2 separate regions of the Homo sapiens genome follow, and region 1 is linked to region 2. Evidence: chromatin loops called from intact Hi-C (ENCODE). Cell type or tissue: ovary. All regions are shown on one strand. Each heading gives the region's core, and the rest is flanking DNA. Links, peaks and the distances in the headings are about the cores only. Region 1 has its middle 49 kb from the start of HELZ. Region 2 overlaps PRKCA (protein kinase C alpha).

The links. Hi-C counts contacts between places; a loop is a spot of excess contacts. Peaks named below come from ENCODE experiments on the same cell type or tissue, not always from the same donor. Only the 100,000 strongest peaks of a DNase experiment are listed, where the experiment ranks them.
Region 1: it touches region 2 in a loop (2.5-fold over the local background); 1 of 110 quality-filtered maps calls a loop at or near these places.

Annotation. Positions count from the first base shown.
Region 1 is chr17:67,291,957-67,296,345 of GRCh38, forward strand. No RefSeq gene overlaps it. Among named protein-coding and RNA genes, the nearest start is that of HELZ, 49 kb to the left of the region's middle. In ovary, for the core only: a CTCF peak has its summit at 1,939 (motif pointing left); a DNase peak (open chromatin) is centred at 1,945.
Region 2 is chr17:66,735,591-66,739,979 of GRCh38, forward strand. PRKCA (protein kinase C alpha) reads left to right here. Exons shown (of 17, transcript NM_002737.3): 10 at 1-72; 11 at 3,174-3,265. Among named protein-coding and RNA genes, the nearest start is that of MIR634, 49 kb to the right of the region's middle. In ovary, for the core only: no CTCF peak of the experiment used is centred there; a DNase peak (open chromatin) is centred at 2,121.

The DNA.
Region 1 (4,389 bases), core at 236-4,235, 560 kb after region 2:
TATTTTAAATATCATTAGATTTTTGCAGCCCTTAATTTCCCAAAGAATGAATTTTCTTCACATGAATGGTGAGGCTGTCTCACAGCCACCTCACAGAAGCAGCATCATGCCTCTTCATAGCTTGGCATTAGTCACTTTCTCTGAATTCTCACTTTGCGGTTGGGGTGGGCTGGATGGAGCCTTAGAATGTGCCTAAGAGGGTGCCCCGGAGCTTTGGGAGAGGGACTCATATTTAAGAATAGAGTGAGGGCCCGGTGCGGCGGCTCACGCCTGTAATCCCAGCACTTTGGGAGGCCAAGACAGGCAGATCACCTGAGGTCAAGAGTTTGAGAAGAGCCCAACTAACGTAGTGAAACCCCGACTCTACTAAAATTACAAAAATTAGCTAGGCATGGTGGCATGTGCCTGTAATCCCAGCTACTCGGGAGGCTGAGGCAGGAGGATCACTTGAACCTGGGAGGTGGAGGTTGCAGTGAGCAGAGATCGCGCCACTGCACTCCAACCTGGGTGACAGAGAGAGACTCTGTCTCAAAAATAAAAATATGGCCAGGCCCGCTGGCTCACATCTGTAATCCCAGCACTTTGGGAGGCTGAGGCAGGTGGATCACCTGAGGTCAGGAATTCGAGACCAGCCTGGCCAACATGGTGGACCCTGTTTCTACTAAAAACACAAAAGTTAGCTGGGTGTGGTGGCGGGCGCCTGTAATCCCAGCTACTCAGGAGGCTGAGGCAGGAGAATCGCTTGAACCTGGGAGGGGGAGGTTGCAGTGAGCCAAGATTGTGCCATTGTACTGCAGCCTGGGCGACAACAGCAAGACTCTGTCTTAAAAAAAAAAAAAAGTTTAAAAAAAAAACAAAAACAAAACAAAAGAATAGAGTGACGACATCTGGGAAGGCTGAGGCTGAGGGGCTGGAAACCTGGCTTGAGAGAAGGATGAGGTGATGAGAGCTAGAAAGTTTGCAGCTGTGGCCACCCTCGGGCACCTCTCCCACTCACACAGAGCAGCCTGCCTCAATGTCTGCCTCCCTCTCAGGTGGGTGGGCTGGGGGCTGTCTGTGGAGGTGGAGGCAGAGCTCCCTGCTGTCCATGAGAAGTTCAAGGCAATGAGGCATGCCCACTCTGAGTTCCTGGCTGGGAGGAGGGTCAGGAGAGGGCCAACCCTCAAGCCCTGTTCTTTGTCTCTTTTTTTTTTTTTTTTTTTTTTTTGTCATCACTCAGGCTGGAGTGCAGTGGCACCATCACAGCTCACTGCAGCCTCAACCATCTGGGCTGAAGCAATCTTCCCACCTCAGCCTCCCGAGTAGCTGGTACCACAGGTACACACCAACACACCTGGATAATTTTTGTATTTATTGTAGAGTAGGGGTTTTGCCATGTTGACCATGGGTGGTCTCGAACTCCTGGGCTCCAGCGATGTGCCCTCCTGGGCCTCCCACAGTGCTGGGATTGCAGGCGTGAGCCATGTGTCCAGCCTCCGCTGCTCTTGTCTTGGAGATGACGCCAACCTTGGGGGAGGAACGTCTATCGTTCTACTTCTTCTTCCCCTTCTCCAACTGGGCTCCTTCCATTGCCCTATCCTCCCGAGTCAGAAAGGAAAATTCCCTAGGGCTCACCCCCTCCCTCTCCTGCAGGCCTGCGTCCCTTCCTGGGGCTGAAGCTTCTGGGCCTGCCCCAGGGTCCTGAACGGCTGACAACACACGGATCAACTGGACCACTGGTGACCACAGAAAGGAGGCTGCAGCTGTTTCTTGCTACGCTTCGAGAGATCAAAGAGCGTGCGGAGCACTGGCCCGCTTCAAAGAACAAGACCCAGGAGAGGAAGGGCCTCGCAGACCTCCTGACTCAAGGCGACCTCCTCCTGATTCAGGGCACCCTCCTGACTTAGGGCACATTTAGGCTCCTGCAAAGGGAGCGCAGCCTGAGGCCGTGAACAGCGCCACCCCCTAGTGGCTTAGAAGGGCCATGCTAGTCTCTCCAGGAAGCCAGGTATCATTCGTTTCTTTAAAAATAAAACCAAACAGGCCGGGCGCGGTGGCTCATGCCAATAATCCCAGCACCTTGGGAGGTCGAGGTGGGCGGATCACCTGGGGTCAGGAGTTCAAGACCAGCCTGGCCAACACGGTGAAACCCTGTCTCTACTAAAAGTACAAAAATTAGTTAAGCGTGGTGGCACACGCCTGTAATCCCAGCTACTCTAGAGGCTGAGGCAGGAGTAATCGCTTGAACCCAGGAGGTGGAAGTTGCAGTGAGCCAAAATCGCACCATTGCACTCCAGCCTGGGCGACAAGAGTGAAGCTCTGTCTCAACAACAACAAAAAACCAAACAATAAAGTATATATATATATAAAGTATATTTTAAAATATATATAACATATAAATATATATTTTTTAATACATATAAATATATTTTATTTGAACTCCTGACCTCAAATGATCCACCCAGCTCAGCCTCCCAAAGTGCTAGGATTACAGGCGTGAGCCACAGCGCATGGCCTTTTTGTTTTATAAAACTTTTTTTTTTTTTCTGAGACAGAGTCTTGTTCTGTTCCCCAGGCTGGGGTGCAGTGGCGCCATCCTTGACTCACTGCATCCTCGACCCCCTGGGCTCAAGTGATCCTCCTGAGAGGTGACAGCGTGCTGGCAGCCCTGGCTCGCTCTCTGCGCCTCCTCTGCCTGGGTCCCACTTTGGCGGCACTTGAGGAGCCCTTCAGCCCGCCGCTGCACTGTGGGAGACCCGTCCTGGGCTGGCCAAGACCGGAGCCGGCTTCCTCAGCTTGCCGGGAGGTGTGGAGGGAGAGGCGCAGGCAGGAACCGGGGCTGCGTGCGGCGCTTGCGGGCCAGCGCGAGTTCCGGGTGTGCGTGGGCTCGGCGGGCCCCGCACTCGGAGCGGCCCCCCAGCCCACAAGCCCCAGGCATTGAGGGGCTTAGCACCTGGGCCAGCAGCTGCTGTGCTCGACTTCTCGCCAGGCCTTAGCTGGCTCCCCGCGGGGCAGGGCTCGGGACCTGCAGCCCGCCATGCCTGAGCCTCCCCTCCCCGCCATGGATGGGTTCCTGCGCGGCTGGAGCCTTCCCAAGGATCGCCGCCCCCTGCTCCAGGGCGCCCAGTCCCATCGACCACCCAAGGGCTGAGGAGTGCGGCGGCACAGCACCGGACTGGTAGGCAGCTCCACCTGCGGCCTTGGTGCAGGATCCACTGGGTGAAGCCAGCTGGGCTCCTGAGTCTGGTGAGGACTTGGAGAACCTTTATGTTTAGCTAAGGGATTGTAAATACACCAGTCGGCACTCTGTATCTAGCTCAAGGTTTGTAAACACACCAATCAGCACCCTGTGTCTAGCTCAGGGTTTGTGAATGCACCAATCCACACTCTGTATGTGGCTTCTCTGGTGGGGACTTGGAGAACCTTTATGTCTAGCTAAGGGATTGTAAATACACCAATCGGCACTCTGTATCTAGCTCAAGGTTTGTAAACACACCAATCAGCACCCTGTGTCTAGCTCAGGGTTTGTGAATGCACCAATCAACACTCTGTATCTAGCTACTCTGGTGGGGACTTGGAGAACTTTTGTGTCCACACCCTGTATCTAGCTAATCTAGTGGGGATGTGGAGAACTTTTGTGTCTAGCTCAGGGATTGTAAACGCACCAATCAGCACCCTGTCAAAACGGACCAATCAGCTCTCTGTAAAATGGACCAATCAGCAGGATGTGGGTGGGGCCAGATAAGGGAATAAAACTGCTTAAAACTGCTTGCCCGAGCCAAAAGTGGCAACCCGCTGGGGTTCGTGTCCATGCTATGGAAGCCTTGTTCTTTCACTCTGCAATAAATATTACTGCTGCTCACTTTTTGGGTCCACTCTGCCTTTATGAGCTGTAACACTCACCGGGAAGATCTACAACTTCACTCCTTGAGCCAGGGAGACCACGAACCCCTCGGGGAAGGAACGAAGAATTCCAGACGCACCGTCTTAAGAGCTGTAACGCTCACCGCGAAGGTCTGCAGCTTCACTTCTGAGCCAGCGAGACCACGAGCCCACCAGATGGAAGAAACTCCAAACACATCCGAACATCAGAAGGAACAAACTCCGGACACACTGCCTTTAAGAACTATAACACTCACCGCGAGGGTCTGCGGCTTCATTCTTTAAGTCAGTGAGACCAAGAACCCACCAATTCTGGACACACTTCCACCTCAGTTTCCTGAGTAGTTGGGACCACAGGTGTGCACCACCACGTCTGGATAATTGTTATATTTGTTTTGCAGAGAAGGTTTCACCGCATTGCCCACGCTGGCTTCAAACTCCTGTGCTCAAGGAATCCACCCACCTCAGCCTCCCAAAGTGCTGAGATTACCATTGTAACCCAGTGCCTGGCCCTAGAAAAGTGTTTTG
Region 2 (4,389 bases), core at 76-4,075:
GAAAAGCGAGTCTTGGCCCTGCTTGACAAACCCCCGTTCTTGACGCAGCTGCACTCCTGCTTCCAGACAGTGGTAAGGACCCTGGGAATCCCTGCGATGCAGTACCCAGCTCTCAGAGCTACGCCTCAGCCCAAAGCTTCTTAGCATCCTTGTTCCTTTGGAGAAGGCTGGAGAAAGGTGTGTTGTGATGTCAAGCAGAGGTGACTGGGGACCACCTCCCACCTCTCTCACTGGTAGATTTGGGGCATGCCTTCTCTGTGATGTCCTCTGCTTGGCATTCATGCCATTTAATTCGGCAAACATTTCTTTTTCTTTTTCTTTCTTTCTTTCTTTTTTTTTTTTTTTTTTGAGACAGGATCTCACTCTCTCGCCCAGGCTAGAGTGCAGTGGCACAGTCACGGCCCACTGCAGTCTCAAGTAGTTGAGACCACAGATGTACCCCACCACACTCAGCTAATTTTTGTATTTTTAGTAGAGACGGGGGTTTCACCATGTTTCCCAGGCTGGTCTTAAACTCCTGAGCTCAAACGATCCCCCTACGTTGGCCTCCTAAAGTGCTGGGACTACAGGTGTGAGCCACTGTGCCTGGCCTTAATTCAGCAAACATTTCCATGAAAGGTTTTCTTCATGCCTGGTACTGTGCTCAGACTTTGGGATACAAAAACAAACAAACAAAAAAACTCACAGTCTTGGCTTTTTTTTTTTGAGACGGAGTCACTCTCTCTTCCCCAGGCTGGAGTGCAATGGTGCGATCTCTGCTCAATGCAACCTCCACCTCCCAGGCTCAAGGGATTCTCCTGCCTCAGCCTCTCGAGTAGCTGGGATTACAGGCCGCTGCCACCACGCCCGGCTAATTTTTGTATTTTTAGTAGAGATGGGGTTTCACCATGTTGGCCAGGCCGGTCTTGAACTTCTGACCTCAGGTGATCCACCCGCCTCGGCCTCCCAAAGTGCTGGGATTACAGGCATGAGCCACCGCACCTGGCCACAGTCTTGGCTTTTTAAGACCACTGGTTCCACTGCCAAACATGGCATTGGAGCATAAGGAGACTTGATTTTGTAAAAGAGCATGTTCTTGTTCAATGCCACACAACAGGGACTGGCAAACTGTGGCCTATTCTCTATGGCTTGTGAGTTTAGGAAAGGTCACAACAAGGAAATCCAAAGAGTCATATATCGTGACACGTGAAAATTAGGTCAAATTTTAAATTTCAGCATCCATAAACAGCTGTTTTGGGACATCACCACACTCCTTCGTGTACCTGTCATCTACAGCTGCTTTTGCACCATGAAGGCAGAGTTGAGTTGCTGCAAGAGACACTCACAGCCTAAAATATTAATACATACTGTCTGGCCCTTTGTGGAAAAAGTTTGCTGAGCTCTGTCGTAAAGTAAAACTAAACAGAGGACAAAAAAGGACATTCCAAAGCACTAATCAGTCCGTTGCAGGGCTTGCAAGTGGCCTACAAGAAACAGACATGGCCGGGCGCGGTGGCTCACGCCTGTAATCCCAGCACTGTGGGAGGCCAAGGCGGGCAGATCACGAGATCAGGAGATCGAGACCATCCTGGCTAACACGGTGAAACCCCGTCTCTACTAAATATACAAAAAAAAAAAAAAAAATTAGCCGGGCGTGGTGGCGGGCGCCTGTAGTCCCAGCTACTCGGGAGGCTGAGGCAGGAGAATGGCGTGAACCCGGGAGGTGGAGCTTGCAGTGAGCCGAGATGGCGCCACTGCACTCCAGCCTGGGCAACAGAGCAAGACTCTGTCTTAAAAAGAAAAAAAAGAAACATAGATGTTTAGATGCCACCATAGTGAGACGTTGCCAAAGCTGGTCTTTCCACTCCTCAGAGGCTGCCCATTTAAAATATGACTCCATAATCAGTAGCTGTAATTGATGCGATTATTACTATTTTCAACTGCCCATTGATCAGAGATTGACTTTCTGTCTTATGCCTCTTTGAAAACTCTTGGGAGGAACCTCTCAGTGCTTTTGTGTTTTAGAATCTCAAAATGGCTTTGCAGCCACCCGGAGCCTCTGGGTGTGTAGCAGTGGCCGCGGAGTCAGGCGCCGGCCACTACGTGTCAGCCTAGCGCTGGCGGCACGTTGAGCTTCCTGCTCCCAGCCGTTCCCACTGACTCTGAATCAAGTCACGCCAGGGAGAGATGAGAGCAGCATGCTCGGAAGAGACAACCACAGCTCTGAATCCCAGCCCAGAGCCTGTAACCCTGGTTACCCTGATTAAGCTCTGGAAAGCTACAAAACAAAGAAATGAAGATGAAATTAAAGTTCATAACAGGAAAGCTAGAGACTGGGGCTCCCAGGGTTGCTTCCTGGCTATTAGCACCAGCTTCATCATTTTTTTCTCCCTGTGCAGCACTTTAATGTTTAATATCCTCTGTGAAATGGGGATGTTTTCTAGCAGAGAGCAGAGGTCATTATTTCACTGTTAAACCCCTCCATCTTCCTATCTGTCCCAGCATAATGTCCTCAGGAATATGCAGATTTATTTGGGTCTATGATACATGCCCATCATGGGGCCAACACTTAGCCTACCAGTGACAGAGAAAATAGAAAAACAGTGTTTGGGCATATTACAGATGCAAAAGAACATTTGATTAGCATCTCCATCTAGAGTCCCCTGTCCCATGTCCAGTAAATATATTGAGCATGTGTAATCCTAAGCCTGAGAGATGTGTTTTCAGGAGTATCCATTTAAACACGATACTACATTAGTATGGCACGCCTCCCAGACACTGCAAACCAGCCTTTAAACATTTGGACCATGGAGAAGCACTAGTTAAAATGAAATAATTGCCTTATGTGGATTCCTCACACCATCCCTTACTTAGAAATTTATTATATGTATAGGAAGATAGGGAAGAATGTTCAAGGCCGTTACTATAATAGCATATGTAACAGGAAGGCACGTTGATGGAGAGCCATTATTTCAGGGTTATGTAATGACTTTATACTTCCCAAGGCCCTCATGCAGTAGGGTTTATTACTTATTCTTTCTTTGGAAAAAAATGTGAAAGAGCTCTAAACTGAGCACATCTGCCCATGCAGTCCCCATTTAACTAATGAGAAAGCAAAACACAACCTGTGAAGAGCAAAGGAAGCCACTTGGCTGGGGAGGAGCCCTGCTCATGTGTTGAACCTTGGTCTGCAGGATCGGCTGTACTTCGTCATGGAATATGTCAACGGTGGGGACCTCATGTACCACATTCAGCAAGTAGGAAAATTTAAGGAACCACAAGCAGTGTGAGTATTATTTTTTAAGTCCTTTAATTTGAACAACCAAGTCCTACCAACTGGAAACTTCCTTTTTTCCCCCCCGCTTGAGATTGGGGGTCTCACTCTGTCACTCAGGCTTTGCCTCCCAGGCTCGGGTGATTCTCCCACCTCAGCCTCCTGAGTAGCTGGGACTACAGGCACACACCACCATGCCTGGCTAATTTTCTGTTTTTGGTAGAGATGGGGTTTCACCATCTTGCCCAGGCTGGTCCCGAACTCCTGAGCTCAAGCTGTCTGCCCACCTCGGCCTCCCAAAGTGCGGGGATTACAGGCGTGAGTGAGCCACCATGCCCAGCCCCAACTGGGAACTTCTGCTGGGTGAAATGGGAAAGTGGGATTCTGCCCAGTTTTAGGTTGAATGTTATAAACCTAAACATGGGAGGCGGAGGGCAGATATACTGGTAGGATCCATCTAAGATGGTTCCTAAGGAGCAGTTTATTCTATTTCCAGTATTTCCAATAAACTGGAGATGTTGCCATATCCCATCATCACCCAGGTCCACCCTTGTTGATGGAGTTATTCTTATCTGTTGAACAAATGGTTATCACACACCTGCTCTGCACCAGGCACTGGGGTTGCGAAAGGAACGAGGTGCTCCCTTTCCAGAGGGAGTTTACACTCCACCCTGGAGGTGGAGAAGTCACCTAACAATTAATAGTGCGTTGCTGTAACTTTAGAGACTTGCGCAGGATACCAGGATAACACGTAAGCCCCTAAAAATCGGGGAGAGGGAAGTGCAACCCCACGAAATGACCGGCTCAGAGGTGGGGGAAGAGCCTTCCAGGAAGAGATGTGAACAGAGGCAGAAGCAAGTCCAGGGAAGCAGCCTTGCAGCTCAGCAGGTGTGGGAGATGCTGTGAGATTATTTGAGGGGCGGGGGAAGGGGGGAACGTGGTAGGTGGGGCTCTGGGTGAAGAGCCTGGTAAGGAGCCTGGCTGTGGAGGAGGGAAGAGGGAAGGCACTGCAGTGGGGCTTGCACCATCAGATTCAGTTTTTGCAGAGCTCTCTGGGGGAAGAAGGAAGCATGAAAGGAAATGGTAGAGGCTGGTGCAGGCGCTGGTGAGACCCTTTATAGATAAGAAGGAATGGA